Regions from separate parts of the Homo sapiens genome. Here region 2 is linked to region 1. A link is a loop called in an ENCODE intact Hi-C map of the cell type or tissue named here. Cell type or tissue: sigmoid colon. All regions are shown on one strand. Links, peaks and the distances in the headings refer to the core of each region. The heading gives the core; the rest is flanking DNA.

Region 1 (9,572 bases), core at 620-8,619:
AGGCAGATCACCTGAGATGAGGAGTTTGGGACCAGCCTGGCCAACATGGTGAAACCCCGTCTCTACCAAAAATACAAAAATTAGCCGGGCATGGTGGCGGGCACCTGTAATCCTAGCTACTCCAGAGGCTGAGGTAGGAGAACTGCTTGAACCCAGGAAGCGGAGGTTGCAGTGACCTGAGATCGTGCCACTGCACTCCAGCCTGGGTGACAGAGAGAGACTCTGTCTCAAAAAAAAAAAAAAAAAAAAAGAAGAAAAGAAAGGAAGGAAGAAGGAGGGAGGGAAGGAGGGAGGAAGGGAGGAAAGGAGGGAGGGAGGAAGGAAGGAAGGAAGGAAGGAAGGAAGGAAGGAAGGAAGTAGGTTACATTACAGTGATTATTACTACTTGGGTTGGTGAGAACTAACTCAGCATCTTCCAGAGAAGTTGCAGTTGCCACACAACACTTGGCAATGTTTCAACGCTACTCTGCACCCACGGTGACAGATACTTGGATCTCCTCCAATTTGGAGGAAGGATGTTTGGTTTTGATTTTTGGATGTGTTGGTTGTTGGTGGCTTTCTTGCTATTTAACTAATGATTGCTGTCAGTTCAACCTTGTCATTACCAGTTTAGCTTGTTATGGGTTATTTAGTTAAGCTGCATGTATAATCACACATATTTGCCTCAACCCTGTGTGCGCCTGGCCTGCAATTTCCCACTAATTAGACTTTTTAAAGACACGTATGCATTTATCTACTCAAATTTGCATCATCCGTTTCCCTATTGCCAAAGCAGATGTACACAACACCCACCCACCTCCATTCCAGGAAATAATTTGCTTATTATCACTGAGTTATTTTTCCACTGGAAAGTTGAAACTGGGTGGGAGGGGGTACAGATGGGGTCTTGTCCTACTGAAGCGAGAGCCGTCAGAACAGTGCAGACAGAAGTGCTGGGTCTCCGGCAAGAACAATGGGGCTCAAGGGAGGAAACGGACTCCAAAATATCTGAATTACAGCAGCAAATCCACCAAGAACCCCAAACCCAACACCCCAGCTCCAGCTCCCATCCTGGATCTAGACACCCACCAGCTCCCCCAGGAATCAAGCCTCCGGACACGATTCCTCTGAAATGGCTTTATTTCCCCAGTGTGAGGAATCTGTGAGTGGTGAGGGGTCTGTGGTCCCTGTTACCCCAAGGACCCTGCAGCCTCCAGATGGATAACGGCCCGGGATCCAGGCCTTGATCCTCCCAGGCTGGGACTGGTTCTGGGAGGAGCCGGGCATGCTGTGGTTTGTAAGGATGACACTCCCAAAGGTGGTCCTGACAGTGGCCCAGATGGACATGGGGCTCACCTCAAGGACAAGGCCACCAGGTGCGGGGGCCGAGGCCCAGATGAGCCTTACTCTAGGAGCAAAATCCCCTGTGGGGGCTTCTCCTTGAAGTCCGCCAGCAGGGCTCAGTCTGGGGGAAGAGAGAAAAGAGAGAGCAGGTGATTGGCAGGGAAGGGGAGAGACAGAAAAACTGGGAGACTGGCAAAAAAGAAGAAAGACGAAGGCGAGAGTACAAAAGGCTCAAAGGAGACCAAGAGAGTGACCCAGGGACACTGGAAAGGTGCCGAGAGAGAAAAACACGCAAAAATACAGGAACAGAGGCTGGAGATGCACAGGCTGATGCTACACACTGACCTTTGGACCCAGGCAGGTCAGGGGGTGGCGGCCCACCTGGGGGCAGCAAGGCAGAGCGGCTCAGGGCCTCGGCCACCCACCCCAGGACGCGGCTACACTGCTGGACCTGCGGAATGGGAGGAATGTCAGAGCGGGAGATGGGACCCCTGCCACAGTCCCCCAGCCAGGCCCCAAGGCCTCACCTCCCGCTCCAGCACTTTCAGGCGCTGTTCGTACTCGCGGATGTGTCCCAGCTGTTTCAGTGCCAAGTCCACCCTGAGAAGGGAGGGCCTCTTACCGGGGGCACCCGCAGCCCACCCACCCCCAGGGCTCTGCCTGCTTCCCGGGCCTCCTCCCTCTCTCCCTCCCTCCCAGGACCCTGCCTTCAGCTGAAGTCAGGATCCGCCCCAGGCCAGAAGCCCCATCCCCGACCAGGCCCCGCTCTCACTTCTGGGACGTGCGCTTCAGACGCTCGGAGTCGCTCTCCCGCTTGTCCCTAGCGCGTGCCAGCAGAAAGTTCTCCTTATGCACCGATTCCCACGTTAGCAGCTTCCGCTCGGCTTCCTTAGAAAGGTAAACCCCTGCAGGGGCGGGCGGAGTCAAAGGGCTCAGGCCACGCCCCTTCCCAATCCCAGCTGCCCCTTCCGACACCCTCAGAACACGCACGCTATCCCAGACCCAGCCCCTGGTGATTCGAGAACATGCCCCGCCCCTCACCCGTAAGCACTGCCCCTCAGTGCTTAAGCTCCGCCCCTTGTTGCTTAAACCCCGCCCCTCGCTACCTAAGCCACGCCCGTTAGTCATTTGGGGCATGCCCCCTTCCCCTCGCCTTCCAGGCTCCCGGTCCCCTATATTTCTCCTTTTTAAGCCAAGCTCTGTTCTTACGGAAATGCTCGAGGGCCGGGGAGGACGGCTGGGGGCTCCGGGGTCGCCTGCACAATTGCCTGAGCAGGAGGCGCAAGTGGGAGATGACGATAAAGGGCGGGGCCAGCGCGGGCCGAGAGTGGAATTCCCGGATGAGGCGGTAACGCTGCGCCTTCCAGTAGAGATCGCTGTTGCCCTGTACTTTGCCGAATGTGTAACTGCAAAGGCCAGAGGTCAAAGGTCACTTGAGGTCAGGGCCCAGCCAGGGGCAAGGACGAAGGTTAGATGCCAGGCAATAATTGTTCAGTCTATAGCAGCAGACAGAAGTCAAGATCACTAAAGTCAGAGGTTACAGGATGCGATTAGAAGTCAGGTTAGAGCCAAGGGCGTTTGGTCACGCCTGTAGTCCCAGCACTTTGGGAGGCCGGAGTGGGCGGATCACCTCAGGTCAGGAGTTCGAGACCAGCCTGGCTAACATGGTGAAGCCCCATCTCTACTAAAAATACAAAAATTAGCCAGGCGTGGTGGTGGGCACCTGTAATCCCAGCTACTGGGGAGGCTGAGGCAGGAGAATCGCTTGAACCCAGGAGGTGGAGGTTGCAGTGAGCTGAGATCGTGCCACTGCACTCCAGCCTGGGAGACAGAGTAAGACTCCATCTCAAAAAAAAAAAAAAAAAAAAAAAGTCAGTTTAGAAGGGCCAAGGGTCAGATGTCAGAGGTCAAGTTGGGATGGTATCACGGTATAAGGTGGAGGTTGAAGTCAGGTTAAAGTTGGGCTCCAAAGTTAGCCTGGACACAAATAACTAACATCAGAAATGAAAATGGAGACATTACTACTGACCTTACCGAAATAAAAAGGATTGTATGAGAATACTATCAACAATTATATGTCAACAAACTAGATAAATGAAATGGACAAATTCCTAGGAACACACAAATTAGCTAAGCTGACTCAAGAAAAAACAGAAAATCTCAGTAGAATTATCATAAGAGATTGAATCAAAAACGTTTCAATAAAGAAAAGCCCAAAACCAGATGGCTGTGCTGGTGAATTCTATCAAATATTTAAAGAAGAATTATAATAACAAGGATGTTTCTCAAATTCGTCCAAAAGATTGAAAAGGAGAGAACATTTCCTAACTCATTCTATGAGGCCAGCATTACCGTAATACCAAAGCCAGATAAAGATATCACAAGAAAATTACAGAGCAGTAGCCCTTATGAATATACATGTAAACATCCTGAAAAAATACAAGCAAATCTAATTCAGCAGCACATTAAGTGGATTTTATACCATAACGAAATGGGATTTATCCTAGGAAAGTAAGGGTAGTTAAACATACAAAAATTAATGCAAACACCAAATTAATAGAACAAGGTGTGGGGGAAGCCATATGATCTTCTCAACCAACACAGAAAAGGCATTTGACAAAATTCAACAACACTTCACGATTTTTTTTTTTTTTTTTTGATGGAGTCTTGCTCTGTCCCACAGGCTGGAGTGCAGTGGCACAATCTCGGCTCACTGCAAGCTCCGCCTCCTGGGTTCATGCCATTCTCTTGCCTCAGCCTCCTGAGTAGCTGGGACTACAGGCACCCACCACCACGCTCAGCTAACTTTTTGTATTTTTAGTAAAGATGGGGTTTCACCATGTGTGGGCGGCAAGCCACCCAGGTGCCAAGGCAAGAGACCGAGGGCACAAGCTGTTCCAGTGTAATAAAACATATAAAATAACAAGAGTTATACTAGATATAGATCATAGATATGATTATATATGAATATCAATCATTAGTTTGTAGCAATTACTCTTTATTTCAATATTATAATAATCCTTGCTTTACAATCATAACCTAGGAAAAACCAAGCCATACAGAGATAGGAGCTGAAGGGGCATGATGAGAAGTGACCAGAAGACAGAGTGTGAGCCTTCTGTTATTCCTGGACAGGGCCACCAGAGGGCTCCTTGGTCTAGCGGTAACGCCAGCATCTGGGAAGATTCCCGTTACCAAGCGGACCGTGGTCTAGAGGTAGCGTCAGTGCCAAGGAAAAGCACCCACTACTTAGCAGACCGGGAAAGGGAGTCTCCCTTTCCCCGGGGGAGTTTAGAGAAGACTGCTCCACCACCTCTTGTGGAGGGCCTGACTGATGTCAGGCCCGCCCGCAGTTATCCAGGGGCCTAACCGTCTCCCTGTGATGCTGTGCTTCAGCGGTCACACTCCTGTTTCACTTTCATGTTCCACTCTGTACAGCTGGCTCTGCCCTCTAGATAGCAGTAGCAAAATTAGTGAAAGTATTAAAGTATTAAAGTCTTTGATCTTTCTTAAAAGAGCATAGAAGAAATAATGATGTAAGCTGTCCTCTCTCTCTCCGCCTTGGCTACCTAACAGGGAAGGGCCCCTGTCCAGTGGACATGTGACTCACGTGACCTTATCAATCATTGGAGATGACTCACACTCTTTACCCTGCCCCTTTTGCTTTGTATCCAATAAATAACAGCGCAGCCAGGCATTAGGGGCCACTGTCGGTCTCCACGTCTTGGTGGTAGTGGTCCCCCAGGCCCAGCTGTCTTTTCTTTGATCTCTTTGTCTTGTGTCTTCATTTCTACAATCTCTTGTCTCTGCACACGGGGAGAAAAACCCACAGACCTTGTAGGGCTGGCCCCTACAACCGTGTTAGCCAGGATGGTCTCGATCTCCTGACCTCATGATCTGCCCACCTCGGCCTCCCAAAGTGCTGGGATTGCAGGCTTGAGCCACCATGCATGGCTTTTTTTTTTTTTTTTTTTTTTTGAGACAAGGTTTCACTCTGTTGGTGGCACAATCATGATGGTGGTGAAATCATGGCTCACTGAAGCCACAGCCTTGACCTCCTGGGCTCAAGCCTTCCTCCCACCTCAGCCTCTTGAGTAGCTGGGACTACAGGCATGCACCACCACGCCTGGCAAATTTTTTATTTTTTTATTGAGATAAGGTCTCACTATGTTGCCCAGGTCGGTCTTGAACTCCTGGCCTCAAGTGATCCTCCCACTTTGGCTCCCTAAAGTATTGTGATTGCAGGCACAAGCCACCATGCATCATAATTTTTAAAAATCGTAAACTAGGAATAGAAATAAACTTTCTCAACATGAGAAAAGGTACTTCTGAAAAACCCACAGCTACCGTCATACCCAATGGTGAAAGAGTGAAAGCTTTCTGCCTAAGATCAGGGACAAGACAAGGATGTCCACTTTTACCACTGCTATTCCACATTGTGCTGGAAGTTCTGGCTAGAACAATTAAACAAGAAAAAAAATAAAAGGCATCCAAATTGGAAAGGAAGAAGTAAAAATATCTCTATTCACAGATGACATGATCCTATATATAGGAAATGCCAGAGAATCACAAGAAAGCTTCTAGGGCTGCAGATTCAGCAAAGTTGCAGGGTACAAGATCACACAAAAATCAGTTGTGTTTCTACACACCCGCAATGAACAATCCAAAAAGGAAATTAAGAAAGCAATTCCACTTACAACAGTATCTAAAGGTTAAGCACCTAGGAATAAAGTTAACCAAAAGGGTGAACAATTTGTAGCCTGAAAACTACCAAATACTGCTGGAAAAGCATTAAAAAGAACACCTAGATGAAATATCAATACTACCCGAAGCAATCTACAGATTCAACGCAATCCCTCGGAAAATTCCAACAACTGGCCGGGCGCGGTGGCTCACACCTGTAATCCCAGAACTTTGGGAGGCCAAGGCGGGTGGATCACCTGAGGTCGGGAGTTCGAGACCAGCCTGACCAACATGGAGAAACCCTGTCTCTACTAAAAATACAAAATTAGCCGGGCGTGGTGGCACATGCCTATAAGCCCAGCTACTCAGGAGGCTGAGGCAGGAGAATCGCTTGAGCCCGGGAGGCAGAGGTTGTGGTGAGCTGAGATCGCGCCATTGCACTCCAGCCTGGGCAACAAGAGTGAAACTCTGTCTCAAAAAAAAGAAAAAAAAAAAAGGAAAAAAAAAGAAAATTCCAACAACCTTTTTGACAGACATGGAAACTCTGATCTTTAAGTTCATATAGAATTGCAGGAGGCCCAGAATAGCCAAAACAATCTTGAAAAATAACAAAGGAGACTCATACTTCCAATGTCAAAATTTGCTACAAACCTACAGTAATCAACACTGTGTGGGCTAGACATGGTGGCTCACGCCTGTAATCCCAGCACCTTGGAAAGCCGAGGCAGATCACCTGAGGTCAGGAGTTCAAGACTAGCCTGGCCAACATGGTGAAACCCTGTCTCTACCAAAAATACAAAAAAATTAGCCGGGCGTGGTGGCAGGTGCCTGTAATCCCAGCTACTCAGGAGGCTGAGTTAGGAGAATCGTTTGAATCCAGGATGCGGATGTTGCAGTGAGCAGAGATCGTGCCACTGCAATCCCGCCTGGGTGACAAGAGCGAGACTCCGTCTCAAAAAAAACCCAAAAAACTGTGTGGTTCTGGCATAAGGATAGACGCAATCCAGTGGAATAGAATTGAAAGTCCAGAAATAAACTCATAAATCTATGAGTGTCATGCATTGAATTGTATCCCGCTAAAGATATGTTGAAGTCCGGCCGGGTCCAGTGGCTCACGGCTGTAATCCCAGCACTTTGGGAGGCCGAGGCAGGTGCATCACCTGAGGTCAGGAGTTTGAGATCGGCCTGGGCAACATGGTGAAACCCCGTCCCTACTAAAAATACAAAAATTAGCTGTGTATAGTGGCAGGCACCTGTAATCCCAGCTACTCGGGAGGCTGAGGCAGGAGAATCCCTTGAACCCAGGAGGTGGAGGTTGCAGTGAGCCGAGATCACGCCATTGCACTCCAACCTGGGTGACAGAGCAAGACTCTGTCTCCAAAAAAAAAAAAAAAAAAAAAAAAAAGTTGAAGTCATAACCCATAGTGCCTCAGAATGAGACCTTTTTAAATTTTTTATTTATGAAATATGTGGCTTTATTCGGAAATAGAGTTTACACATGTGATCAAGTTAAAATGAAGTTATTAGCATGGTCCCTAATCCAATTTAAGTAACGTTTTATTAAAAGGGGAAATCTGGAAGATGAAAGCAGAAGTTTCAATGACGCAACTAGAAGCCAAAGATGGCCAGCAAAGCACTAGACGTGACAGGAGGGGCATGGAACAGACTCTCCCCGACATCCCTCAGAAGAAAACAGCTTGACGGATGCCTTGATTTTGGACCTCTAGCATCCAGAATTGTGAGACAATTTCTGTGATTTAAAGCCACACAGTTTTTGGTACTCTGGCGGCCCTAGGAAACTAATACAATAGGTCCAGCACAGGGGCTTGTGCCTATAATCCCAGCACTTTGGAAGGCCAAGGCAAGAGGACTGCTTGAGCCCAGGGGTTCAAGATCAGCCTGGGCAATATAGTAAGACCCCATCTCTGAAAAAAAAAAAAAAAAAAAAACAACCAAAGCCAATGAAATTTTATATTTTCTCAGCAAAAATCATGCCAACAAGAAAGGAAGCAAACAGAGAGACCTAACATAGGATTAAAAAGGAGTTTCATTAAAAAAAAAAAAAATAGCCGCTGGGCACGGTGGCTCACGCCTGTAATCCCAGCACTTTGGGATCCAGCCGAGATGGGTGGATCACAAGGTCAGGAGATCGAGACCATCCTGGATAACATGGTGAAACCCCGTTTCTACTAAAAATAAATAAATAAAATAAAAGTAAAAAAAAAATTAAAAAAACAAGCCAGGTATGGTGGCACGTAACTGTAGTCCCAGCTACTTGGGAGGCTGAGGTGGGAGGATCACTTGAGCCCAGGAGGTTGAGGCTGCAGGTGTGAAGTGGTATCTCATTTCTGGTGTTTTGGTAGAGACAGCAGCCTCGCTATGTTGCCCAGGCTGGTCTCGAACTCTTGTGCTCAAGCAATCCTCCCACCTCAGCCCCCCAAAGTGCTGGGATTACAGGCATGAGCCACTACACCCAGCTGGATGACTATAATTTTTACAAAAGGAAAATAACAAGTGTTGGCTAGGATGTGGAGAAATTAAAACCCTCATACACTGCTGGTGAGAATGGAAAATGGTGCAGCTGCTGTGGAAACCAGTTTGGTGGTTTCTCAAAAAGCTATACATAGAATTACCACATGACCGAGGAATTCCACTTTGAGATACACACCCAAAGGAAATAAAAACAAGGATTCAAATAGATACTTGCATGCCAATGTTCCAACAAACATTAGTCACAATAGCCAAAAGGCAGAAAGAACCCAAGTGTTCATCAACAGATGAGCGGGTAAATCAAATGTGGTCTTCTTTTTTTGAGATGGAGTCTCGCTCTGTTGCCCAGGCTGGAGTGCAGTGGCACGATCTTGGCTCACTGTAGCCTCCGCCTCCTGGGTTCAAGCGACTCTCGTGCCTGAGCCTCCCAAGTAGCTGGAATTACAGACATGAGCCCAGCTAATTTTTGTATTTTTAGTAAAAAGGGGGTCCTGCCACGTTGGCCAGGCTGGTCTCGAACTCCTGACCTCAGGTGATCCACCCGCCTAGGCCTCCCAAAGTGCTGGGATTACAGGCATGAGCCACCACGCTGGGCCCAAATGTGGTCTATTTGTACAATAGAATATTACTCATTCATAAAACGGAATGAATGAAGTTCTGATGCACACTACAACAGGGATGAGCCTTGAAAACATGCTCAGTAAAATCAGCCAGACACCAAAAGACAAATATCGCATAATTCCACTTACATGAAACATCTAGACTAAATCCATAGAGACAGAAAATACACTGGAGGTTACTAAGACCTGTGGGGAGGGGAAGTGGGGAGTTGCTGTTTCATGGGGACACACTTTCTGTTCTGGGTGATAGAACGTATTGAAAATAGATAGTGGTGATGGTTGGAGAGTACTGTAAATGTAATTAATGTCACTGACTTGTACACTTAAAAATGGTAAAAATCAACTCCGGCCGCGGTGGCTCATGTCAGTAATCCCAGCACTCTGGGAGGCCAAGGCGGGCGGATCACAAGGTCAGGAGATCGAAACCATCCTGGCTAACACGGTGAAACCCCATCT
Region 2 (9,572 bases), core at 802-8,801, 130 kb after region 1:
GCTCCGGCCAATGTCTGAGCTTTAACAAACGTTGCCAAAGCAATGCAACATTCTAACATTTGGGGAACCTGGGTGATGGATATTTTTTAAATGTCTGTACAATCTTTGCAACTCTTCTGTAAGGCTACAAATAGTTCAAAGTGAAAATGAAACAAAACAGGCCCAACACAATAGCTCGCACTTGTAATCCCAGCGCTTTGGAAGGCTGATGTGGGAGGATTACCTCAGGTCAGGAGTTCGAGACCAGCCTGGCCAACATATTGAGACCAAAAATTAGCCCGGGCACGGTGGCTCATGCCTGTAATCCCAGAACTTTGGGAGGCCAAGCCAGGTGGATCACAAGGTCAGGAAATTGAGACCAGCCTGGATAACACAGTGAAACCCCATCTCTACTTAAAATACAAAAAAAATTTTAGCCGGGCGTGGTGGCACGCGTCTGTGGAGGTGGAAGTTGCAGTGAGCCAAGATTGGGCCACTGCACTCCAGACTGGGTGACAGAGTGAGACTCCATCTCAAAAAAAAAAAAAAAAAAAAAAAAAAAAGGCAGAGCAGGGCCAGTGGCTCACACATGTAATCCTAGCGCTTTGGGAGGCTGAGGCCAGAGGATTGTTTGAGCCCAGGAATTTAAGATCGGCCTGGACAACATAGTGAGACCTTATCTCTACCAAAAATTTTAAAGAAAATTAGCCGGGCATGGTGGCGCACACCTGTAATCTCAACTACTCAGGAGGCTGAAGCAGAAGACTTGCTTGAACCCAGGAGGCGGAGGTTGCAGTGAACCGAGATCGCACCACTGCACTCCAGCCTGGGCAACAGAGTGAGATTCTGTCTCAAAAAATAAATAAAATAGGCCGGGCGCGGTGGCTCACGCCTGTAATCCCAGCACTTTGGGAGGCCGAGGCGGGCGGATCACGAGGTCAGGAGATCGAGACCATCCCGGCTAAAACGGTGAAACCCCGTCTCTACTAAAAATACAAAAAAATTAGCCGGGCGTAGTGGCGGGCGCCTGTAGTCCCAGCTACTTGGGAGGCTGAGGCAGGAGAATGGCGTGAACCCGGGAGGCGGAGCTTGCAGTGAGCCGAGATCCCGCCACTGCACTCCAGCCTGGGCGACAGAGCGAGACTCCGTCTCAAAAATAAATAAATAAATAAAATAAAATAAAATAAAACAAATGCTACCATAACCTCAGAGAATGACTCTGAGGAATTGGAGAGTCTGACTGTATTATTTTCTTGTTGCCGCTACAACAACTTACCACGAACTTAGTGGCTTAAAACAACACAAGTTTATTAGAATGCAATTCTAGAGGTTAGACGTCGAAAACAGGGCTCTGTTTCCTCTGGAGGCTCTAGGGGAGAGTCTGTTTCCTTGCCTTTTCAAGCTTCGGGAAGCCGCCCCCATTCCTTGGCTCATGGCCGTTCCTCCGTCTTCAAACTTCAAAGCCAGCACCATGGCATCCTCTCTTCTCTGACCTCTATGTCCATCCTCACATCTTCCATGAATCAGACCTTCCTGCATCCCTCTTTTTTTTTGATTTTTTATTTGTGAGACAGAGTCTCACTCTGTTGCCCAGGCTGGAGTGCGGTGGCTCAATCTCAGTGCACTGCAGCCTCCACCTTCTGGGTTCAAGTGATTCTCCTGCCTCAGCCTCCCCAGTCGCTGGGATTACAGGCGCCCACCACCATGTCCAGCTAATTTTTGTTATTTTTAGTAGGGATGGGGTTTTGCCATGTTGGCCGGTCTGGTCTTGAACTCCTGGCCTCAGGTGATCCACCTGCCTCAGGCTCCCAAAGTGCTGGGATTACAGGAGTGAGCCACTGCACCCAGCCACGTCCCTCTTTTAAAGACCCTTATGATTAGTGGGCCTACCCAAATGATCCAAGATAATATCCCTAACTCATCAGCCTTAATTTTTTATCTTTTATTTTTTTGAGACAGGGTCTTGCTTTGTCACCCAGGCTGGAGTGCAGTGGTGTGATCATAGCTCACTGCAGCTTTGACTTCCTTGGCTCAAATGACCCTTCCACCTCAGCCTCCCAAGTAGCTGGATTACTGATGTGCATGACCACACCTGGCTTTTTGTTTTGTTTTGTTTTTGAGACAGAGTCTCACTCTGTTGCCCAGGCTGGAGTGCAGTGGTGCCATCTCAGGTCACTGCAACCTCCACCTCCCAGGTTCAAGTGATTCTCCTACCTCAGCCTCCAGAGTAGCTGGGATTACAGGCGCGAGCCACCCGGCCCAGCTTATTTTTGTATTTTTAGTAGAAATGGGGTTTCACCATGTTTACTAGGTTTGTCTTGAACTCCTGACCTCAGGCAATCCAGCCACCTCGGCCTCCCAAAGTGATGGGATTATAGGAGTGAGCCACTGTGCCTGACCCACCTTTTAAGTTTTGTTCTAACTTCCTGAGCAAAAAAATGGCACCTTGGCTGGGTGCGGTGGTGCACGCCTATAATCTCAGCACTTTGGGAGGCCAAGTCAAGTGGATCACTTAAGGTCAGGAGTTCGAGACCAGCCTAGCCAACATGGTGAAACCTCATCTCTACTAAAAATACAAAAATTAGGTTGGGTGTGGTGGCTCACGCTTGTGATCCCAGCACTTTGGGAGGCCGAGGTGGGCGGATCATGAGGTCAGAAGTTCGAGACCAGCCTGGCCAACATGGTGAAACCCCATCTCTACTAAAAATACAAAAATTAGCCTGGTGTGGTTGCGCACACCTGTAATCCCAGCTACTCAGGAGGCTGAGGCAGGAGAATCACTTGAACCCAGGAGGTGGAGGTTGCAGTGAGCCGAGATCACACCACTGCACTCCAGCCTGGGCGACAGAGCAAGGCTCCATCTCAAAAAAAAAAAAAAAAAAAAAAAAAAAGGCTGGGCATGGTGGCTCACGCCTGTAATCCCAGCACTTTGGGAGGCCAAGGTGGGTGGATCACGAGGTCAGGAGATTGAGACCATCCTGGCTAACACGGTGAAACCCCGTCTCTACTAAAAATACAAAAAATTAGCCAGGCGTAGTGGCGGGCGCCTGTAGTCCCAGCCACTCGGGAGGCTGTGGCAGGAGAATGGCATGAACCTGGGAGGTGGAGCTTGCAGTGAGCTGAGATCGTGCCACTGCACTCCAGCCTGGGCAACAAGAGCGAGACTGTGACTCAAAAAAAAAAAAAAAAAAAAAAAAAAAAACGAGAATGGGAGAAAATAGGAGACAGAGACCAGAAAGATGGTGGACAGAGAGAGATAGAGAAGGCCAAAGACCGTGAAATAAATGGACACAGACCCAGACAGAGGGAAGATAGAGACCTAGAGAGAGGGACATAGAAGTCCAGGGGACATAGAATCCCAGACAGGGTGGGTGCAGTGGCTTACACCTGTAATCCTAGCACTTGGAGAGGCCTAGTACGGTGGATTGCTTGGGCTCAGGAGTAGAAGAGCAGCGTGGGCAACATAGCAAGACCCTGTCTCTACAAAAATTACAAAAAATAGCCATGCATGGTGGCTCACGCCTATAGTCCCAGTTACTTAGAAGAGGTGGGAGGGGCCAGGTGGGGTGGCTCATGCCTGTAATCTCAGCACTTTGGGAGGCCAAGGTGGGCGTATCACCTGAGGTCAGGAGTTCGAGACCAGACTGATCAACATGGAGAACATGTATTTTAGTCTCTACTAAAAATACAAAATTAGCTGGGCATGGTGACACATGCCTGCAATCCCAGCTACTTGAGAGGCTGAGGCAGGAGAATCACTTGAACCTGGGAGGCGGAGGCTGTGGTAAACCGAGATTGCACCATTGCACTCCAGCCTGGGTGACAAGAGCGAAACTCCGTCTCAAAAAAAAAAAAAAAAAAAAGAAGTGGGAGGATCGTTTGAGCCCAGAAAGTCGAGGCTGCAGTGAGCCAAGATTGTGCCACTAGACTCCAGCCTGGGCAACAGACTGAGACCCTGTCTCAAAAAATAAAGAAAGAAAGAAAGAGAGAGAGAAAGAAAGAAAAGAAAAGGGCCGGGTGAGGTGGCTCATGCCTGTAATCCCAGCACTTTGGGAGGCCGAGGCGGGCAGATCACCTGAAGTCAGGAGTTCAAGACCAGCCTGGCCAACATGGCAAAACCTTGTCTCTACTAAAAATACAACAATTGTAGGGTCCAGCCCCACAGGGTCGGTGGGTTTTTCTCCGTTTGCAGAGACGAGAGATTGTGGAAATAAAGACACAAGACAAAGAGATAAAAGAAAAGACAGCTGGGCCCGGGGAACCACCACCACCAAGACACAGAGACCGGTAGTGGCCCCGAATGCCTGGCTGTGCTGATATTTATTGGATATAAGACAAAGAGGCAGGGTGAGGAGTGTGAGACATCTCCAAGGATAGGTAAGGTCCCCTGGGTCACGTATCCACTGGACAGGGAGCCCTTCCCTGCCTGGCAGCCGAGGCAGAGAGAGAGGAGAAAGAGAGACAGCTTACGCCATTATTTCTGCATATCAGAGACTTTTAGTACTTTCACTAATTTGCTACTGCTATCTAGAAGGCAGAGCCAGGTGTACAGGATGGAACATGAAAGCGGACTAGGAGCTGAAGCACAGCATCACAGGGAGATGGTTAGGCCTCTGGGTAACTGCGGGTGAGCCTGACTGATGTCAGGCCCTCCACAAGAGGTGGAGGGGTAGAGTCTTCTCTAAACTCCCCCAGGGAAAGAGAGACTCCCTTTCCTGGTCTGCTAAGTAGCGGGTGGTTTTCCTTGGCACTGAGGCTACCACTAGACCATGGTCCACTTGGCAACGGGCGTGTTCCCAGACGCTGGTGTTACCGCTAGACCAAGGAGCCCTCTGGTGGCCCTGTCCAGGCATAACAGAAGGCTCGCACTCTTGTCTTCTGGTCACTTCTCGCTATGTCCCCTCAGCTCCTATCTCTGTATGGCCTGGTTTTTCCTAGGTTATGATTGTAGAGCGAGGATTATTATAATATTGGAATAAAGAGTAATTGCTACAAACTAATGATTAATGATATTCATATATAATCATATCTATGATCTATATCTACTATAACTATTCTTATTTTATATATTTTATTATACTGGAACAGCTCGTGCCCTCGGTCTCTTGCCTCGGCACCTGGGTGGCTTGCCGCCCACAAACAATTAGCCGCGTGTGGTGGGCGCCTGTAATCCCAGCTACTCCAGAGGCTAAGGCAGGAGAATTGCTTGAATTCAGGAGGCGGAGGTTGCAGTGAGCCAAGATCGCAACACTGCACTCTAGCCTGGGCGACTGCAAGACTCCGTCTCAAGAAAAAGAAAAAGAAAGAAAAGGCCGGGTGCAGTGGCTCACGTCTGTAATCCCAGAACTTTGGGAGGCCAAGGCAGGCGGTCACGAGGTCAGGAGTTCGAGACCAGCCTGGCCAACATGGTGAAACCCTGTCTCTACTAAAAATACAAAAATTAGGTGGGTGTGGTGACGGGTGCCTGGAGTCCCAGCTACTCAGGAGACTGAGGCAGGAGAATCGCTTGAAACTGGCAGGCGGAGGTTGCAGTGAGCTGAGATCACGTCCCCACACTCTAGCCTGGACAACAAGAGGGAAACTCCTCTCAAGAAAAAAAAAAAAAGAAAGAAAGAAAGAAGAAAAGAAGAGAGAAGGAATGGAAGGAAGGAAGACAGGAAGAGAAAGAGTGCCAGGATTAGCAGGGCGTTCGAACCCTTAGTACCTACCTCTCTCCACACCCCCAGCAGAGGGCGACCAGGACTTCTTTCCTGGGAGTCTCAGTGATCAAACCCCTCCACTTCCCCCAAGCCCATCTGATGGAGCTATTTTTATGCAGTGTCACCGGACACCAGTGGCTAGAAGGCCACCGTCTTGTCTCTGCGCCCTTCAGTTCCTGAAAATGACCCTGTGGCATCTCCCCGGCCCACACCCCCAACCCCCGCCCGTTCCGGCAAGACCAGACTCCTTTTGCCAGAGTCATAGCCGCAGCTCAGGTCCTGCTAGGTCTCAGAAAGTCTTGCGAAGAATCCAGGTGGAGACTCTGGAGCGAACTCTGGGGAGAGAATGGGGCGTGTGTGCACATGCTCAGTGGTTTGCAGCTGCCAGAGTGACCCTAGGATGGGACAGCCACCGGGACTGTGGCAGCACCCACATGGAGTGATGGTCAGGGAGAGATCAAGAGATATGACTCCGGAGACCCTAAGTCCTCTAGAGACCCCAAGGGGAGACCCAAAGGGGAGCGGCCGAGGAACCCTGAGACAGAGACATGGAGGGCTAAGAGATAATGAGCAAAAAGAGACCTAGAGAGGAGAGACAAAGAGACCAAGAGAGACAAGAGATAAACGGAGACAGACCAAGAGTCAAAATAAAGGCGGAGACCGAGACGTAGAGGCTGGCAGAGGGACCCATACAGAGGCCCCCAGAACGACGAATCTCAGAAATAAATGACCCATAGAGATACTCAGAGATACATCCCAAAAGAGACAGAGACCCAGAGGGGACAGCCGGACACAGACACACAAGAGAGTGAGAGACAAAGGTGCAAACAGGGCGACTCCAGGCCGGGCGCCGTGGCTCACGCTTGTAACCCCAGCAATTCGGGAGGCCAAGGAGGGCAGATCACTTGAGGTCGGGAGTACCAGACCTGCCTGGCCAACATGGTGAAACCCCTTCTCAACTAAAAAAGAAAAAAGAAAAAAAATTAGCTGGGCTTGGTGGCGCCTGTAATTCCAGCTACTAGGGAGGCTGAGGCACGAGAATCGCTTGATCCCGGGAGGTGGAGGTTGTTGCAGTGAGCCGAGATCGCGCCACTGCACTCCAGCCCGGGCGACAGAGGGAAACTGTGTCTCAAAAAAAAAAAAAAAAAAAAAGACAGAAAGAAAGAAGAAAGAGAAAAGAAAAGAGGCGACTGCAACTGAAGCCTGATTCTGACGAAACACACGCACACGGAAACTTGGAGAGACGCAGGACAGGATCCCGGCGGCAGAAGGACGGAGAGAAAGGGGACCCCGGGACGGGAAAGGCGCAGAGCAGGCGCGGGCGGCGGCGGCGGCGGGGCAGGGCAGGGCGGGCGTCCCGGCAGAGGGCGCGCGGTCGCCCTGTCGCCCTCCGCCCCGCCGGGGTCACAGTGCCCCCTCCCTCGCGCCCTAGCCGCCCTGCCGGGCTATTTTTACGCGCGGACACCGGACACCGGACACCGGGCTGGGGCGGCGGCGGCGGCGGCCGAGGCGGCCGAGGCGGGGCCGCACCGGGGCCGGGCGTCGGGGCCACACGTCGGTTCGCGGGTCGCCGGGGCTGCGCGCGCCATGGAGCCGCGGTGCCCGCCGCCGTGCGGCTGCTGCGAGCGGCTGGTGCTCAACGTGGCCGGGCTGCGCTTCGAGACGCGGGCGCGCACGCTGGGCCGCTTCCCGGACACTCTGCTAGGGGACCCAGCGCGCCGCGGCCGCTTCTACGACGACGCGCGCCGCGAGTATTTCTTCGACCGGCACCGGCCCAGCTTCGACGCCGTGCTCTACTACTACCAGTCCGGTGGGCGGCTGCGGCGGCCGGCGCACGTGCCGCTCGACGTCTTCCTGGAAGAGGTGGCCTTCTACGGGCTGGGCGCGGCGGCCCTGGCACGCCTGCGCGAGGACGAGGGCTGCCCGGTGCCGCCCGAGCGCCCCCTGCCCCGCCGCGCCTTCGCCCGCCAGCTGTGGCTGCTTTTCGAGTTTCCCGAGAGCTCTCAGGCCGCGCGCGTGCTCGCCGTAGTCTCCGTGCTGGTCATCCTCGTCTCCATCGTCGTCTTCTGCCTCGAGACGCTGCCTGACTTCCGCGACGACCGCGACGGCACGGGGCTTGCTGCTGCAGCCGCAGCCGGCCCGGTGAGAGGCGGGGCGTGGGTGGAGACGGGCGGGGTTTGGGAGGAGATGGGCGGGGTCCAGAGGGGACCTGGCCAATCATAAGGCGGGGCCAGGGGCTGCGAGGGGTGGGCCAGCCGAAGACAGGGTGGGCGGGAGGCGGGGCCTGAGGATCCGGGTCGGAGGACCTGCCCCATCAGAAGGTGGGGTTGAGGTCAGTGAGAAACCCGGCGTGAAGAGGGCAGGGCCCTTGATGCAAGGGGTAGGAGGACAGGAACCTTAAAAATCACAGCTGAGGGGGGCCAAGGAGAGCCTGAAAACTCCGGAGTCTGTGCGGCTGGGTGGTGAAAGCCAGGCCCTGAATAACTCCAGCTGAGGGTGCTGGAGCCCGAGGGGCGACAGTAGGAGGAATCTATGGAAAGAAAGCCAGGTTGAGGGGCCAGAGGAGGGGGCCTAGGGCTCGGCTTGCAGAGAAGGTCTTTTTTTTTTTATTTCCTGTGAGACAGAGTCTTGCTCTGTCGCCCAGGCTGGAGTGCAATGGCGCTATCTCGGCTCACTGCAAGGTCTGCCTCCCGGGTTCAAGCGATTCTCCTGCCTTAGCCTCCCAAGTAGCTGGGATTACAGGTGCAGGCCACCACGCCCGGCTAATTTTTGTATTTTTAGTAGAGATGGGGTTTCACCGTGTTGGCCAGGATGGTCTCTATTTCCTGACCTCGTGATCCGCCCGCCTCGGCTTCCCAAAGTGCTGGGATTACAGACGTGAGCCACCGCGCCCAGCCGCATTATACTCTGGGCTGGGACTGTGGAGGGCAAGGAAAAGCTAGGCACAAGGTGGTGGGGCCAGGGCAGGGATGCTCCCCATCTAGAAAATCAACACTGGAGGCGGGACTTTGAGAGAGAAGAGGTTGCACCCTACTCAAACATGAGTTCCCACGCATGAAGGGGCAGGGACCACGTCTCCAGCCACCCACCAGGTCAGGCAACCAGAAAGTCAGCGGCCCAGGGATGATCCCTGGGATCCTGGGAGGAAGTCTGGGATAACCAGGTCACGGAGGGCCTTGGCGCAGCGGCTACTGACCAATGTGTAAAGAGGAGCTGGGTATTTAAATGATGATTAAGGCTGTCCCCGTGTCCTAGCCCCAGCCTGACCCTCCCTGAACACTTTCCTCCCTGCAGTTCCCCGCTCCGCTGAATGGCTCCAGCCAAATGCCTGGAAATCCACCCCGCCTGCCCTTCAATGACCCGTTCTTCGTGGTGGAGACGCTGTGTATTTGTTGGTTCTCCTTTGAGCTGCTGGTACGCCTCCTGGTCTGTCCAAGCAAGGCTATCTTCTTCAAGAACGTGATGAACCTCATCGATTTTGTGGCTATCCTTCCCTACTTTGTGGCACTGGGCACCGAGCTGGCCCGGCAGCGAGGGGTGGGCCAGCAGGCCATGTCACTGGCCATCCTGAGAGTCATCCGATTGGTGCGTGTCTTCCGCATCTTCAAGCTGTCCCGGCACTCAAAGGGCCTGCAAATCTTGGGCCAGACGCTTCGGGCCTCCATGCGTGAGCTGGGCCTCCTCATCTTTTTCCTCTTCATCGGTGTGGTCCTCTTTTCCAGCGCCGTCTACTTTGCCGAAGTTGACCGGGTGGACTCCCATTTCACTAGCATCCCTGAGTCCTTCTGGTGGGCGGTAGTCACCATGACTACAGTTGGCTATGGAGACATGGCACCCGTCACTGTGGGTGGCAAGATAGTGGGCTCTCTGTGTGCCATTGCGGGCGTGCTGACT

Evidence for each region. Hi-C counts contacts between places; a loop is a spot of excess contacts. Peaks named below come from ENCODE experiments on the same cell type or tissue, not always from the same donor. Only the 100,000 strongest peaks of a DNase experiment are listed, where the experiment ranks them.
Region 2: a loop joins it to region 1, with 5 times the contacts of the local background. A loop is called at or near these places in 13 of 110 quality-filtered maps.

The regions. Positions count from the first base shown.
Region 1 is chr19:49,203,366-49,212,937 of GRCh38, reverse strand. It overlaps TRPM4 (transient receptor potential cation channel subfamily M member 4), which reads right to left. Exons shown (of 25, transcript NM_017636.4): 21 at 2,533-2,729; 22 at 2,096-2,228; 23 at 1,851-1,923; 24 at 1,669-1,774; 25 at 1,102-1,444. The coding sequence ends at 1,440. Among named protein-coding and RNA genes, the nearest start is that of TRPM4, 50 kb to the right of the region's middle. RefSeq lists an enhancer at 1,669-2,307. In sigmoid colon, for the core only: a CTCF peak has its summit at 4,449 (motif pointing right); DNase peaks (open chromatin) are centred at 2,297, 2,667, 4,487 and 4,927; H3K4me3 peaks cover 1,955 bases; H3K27ac peaks cover 873 bases.
Region 2 is chr19:49,070,279-49,079,850 of GRCh38, reverse strand. It overlaps KCNA7 (potassium voltage-gated channel subfamily A member 7), which reads left to right and starts at 7,152. Exons shown (of 2, transcript NM_031886.3): 1 at 7,152-7,820; 2 at 8,973-9,572. The coding sequence starts at 7,266. RefSeq lists a silencer at 5,634-5,793 and enhancers at 7,260-7,759, 7,760-8,261. In sigmoid colon, for the core only: a CTCF peak has its summit at 4,818 (motif pointing left); a DNase peak (open chromatin) is centred at 4,790; H3K27me3 peaks cover 3,827 bases.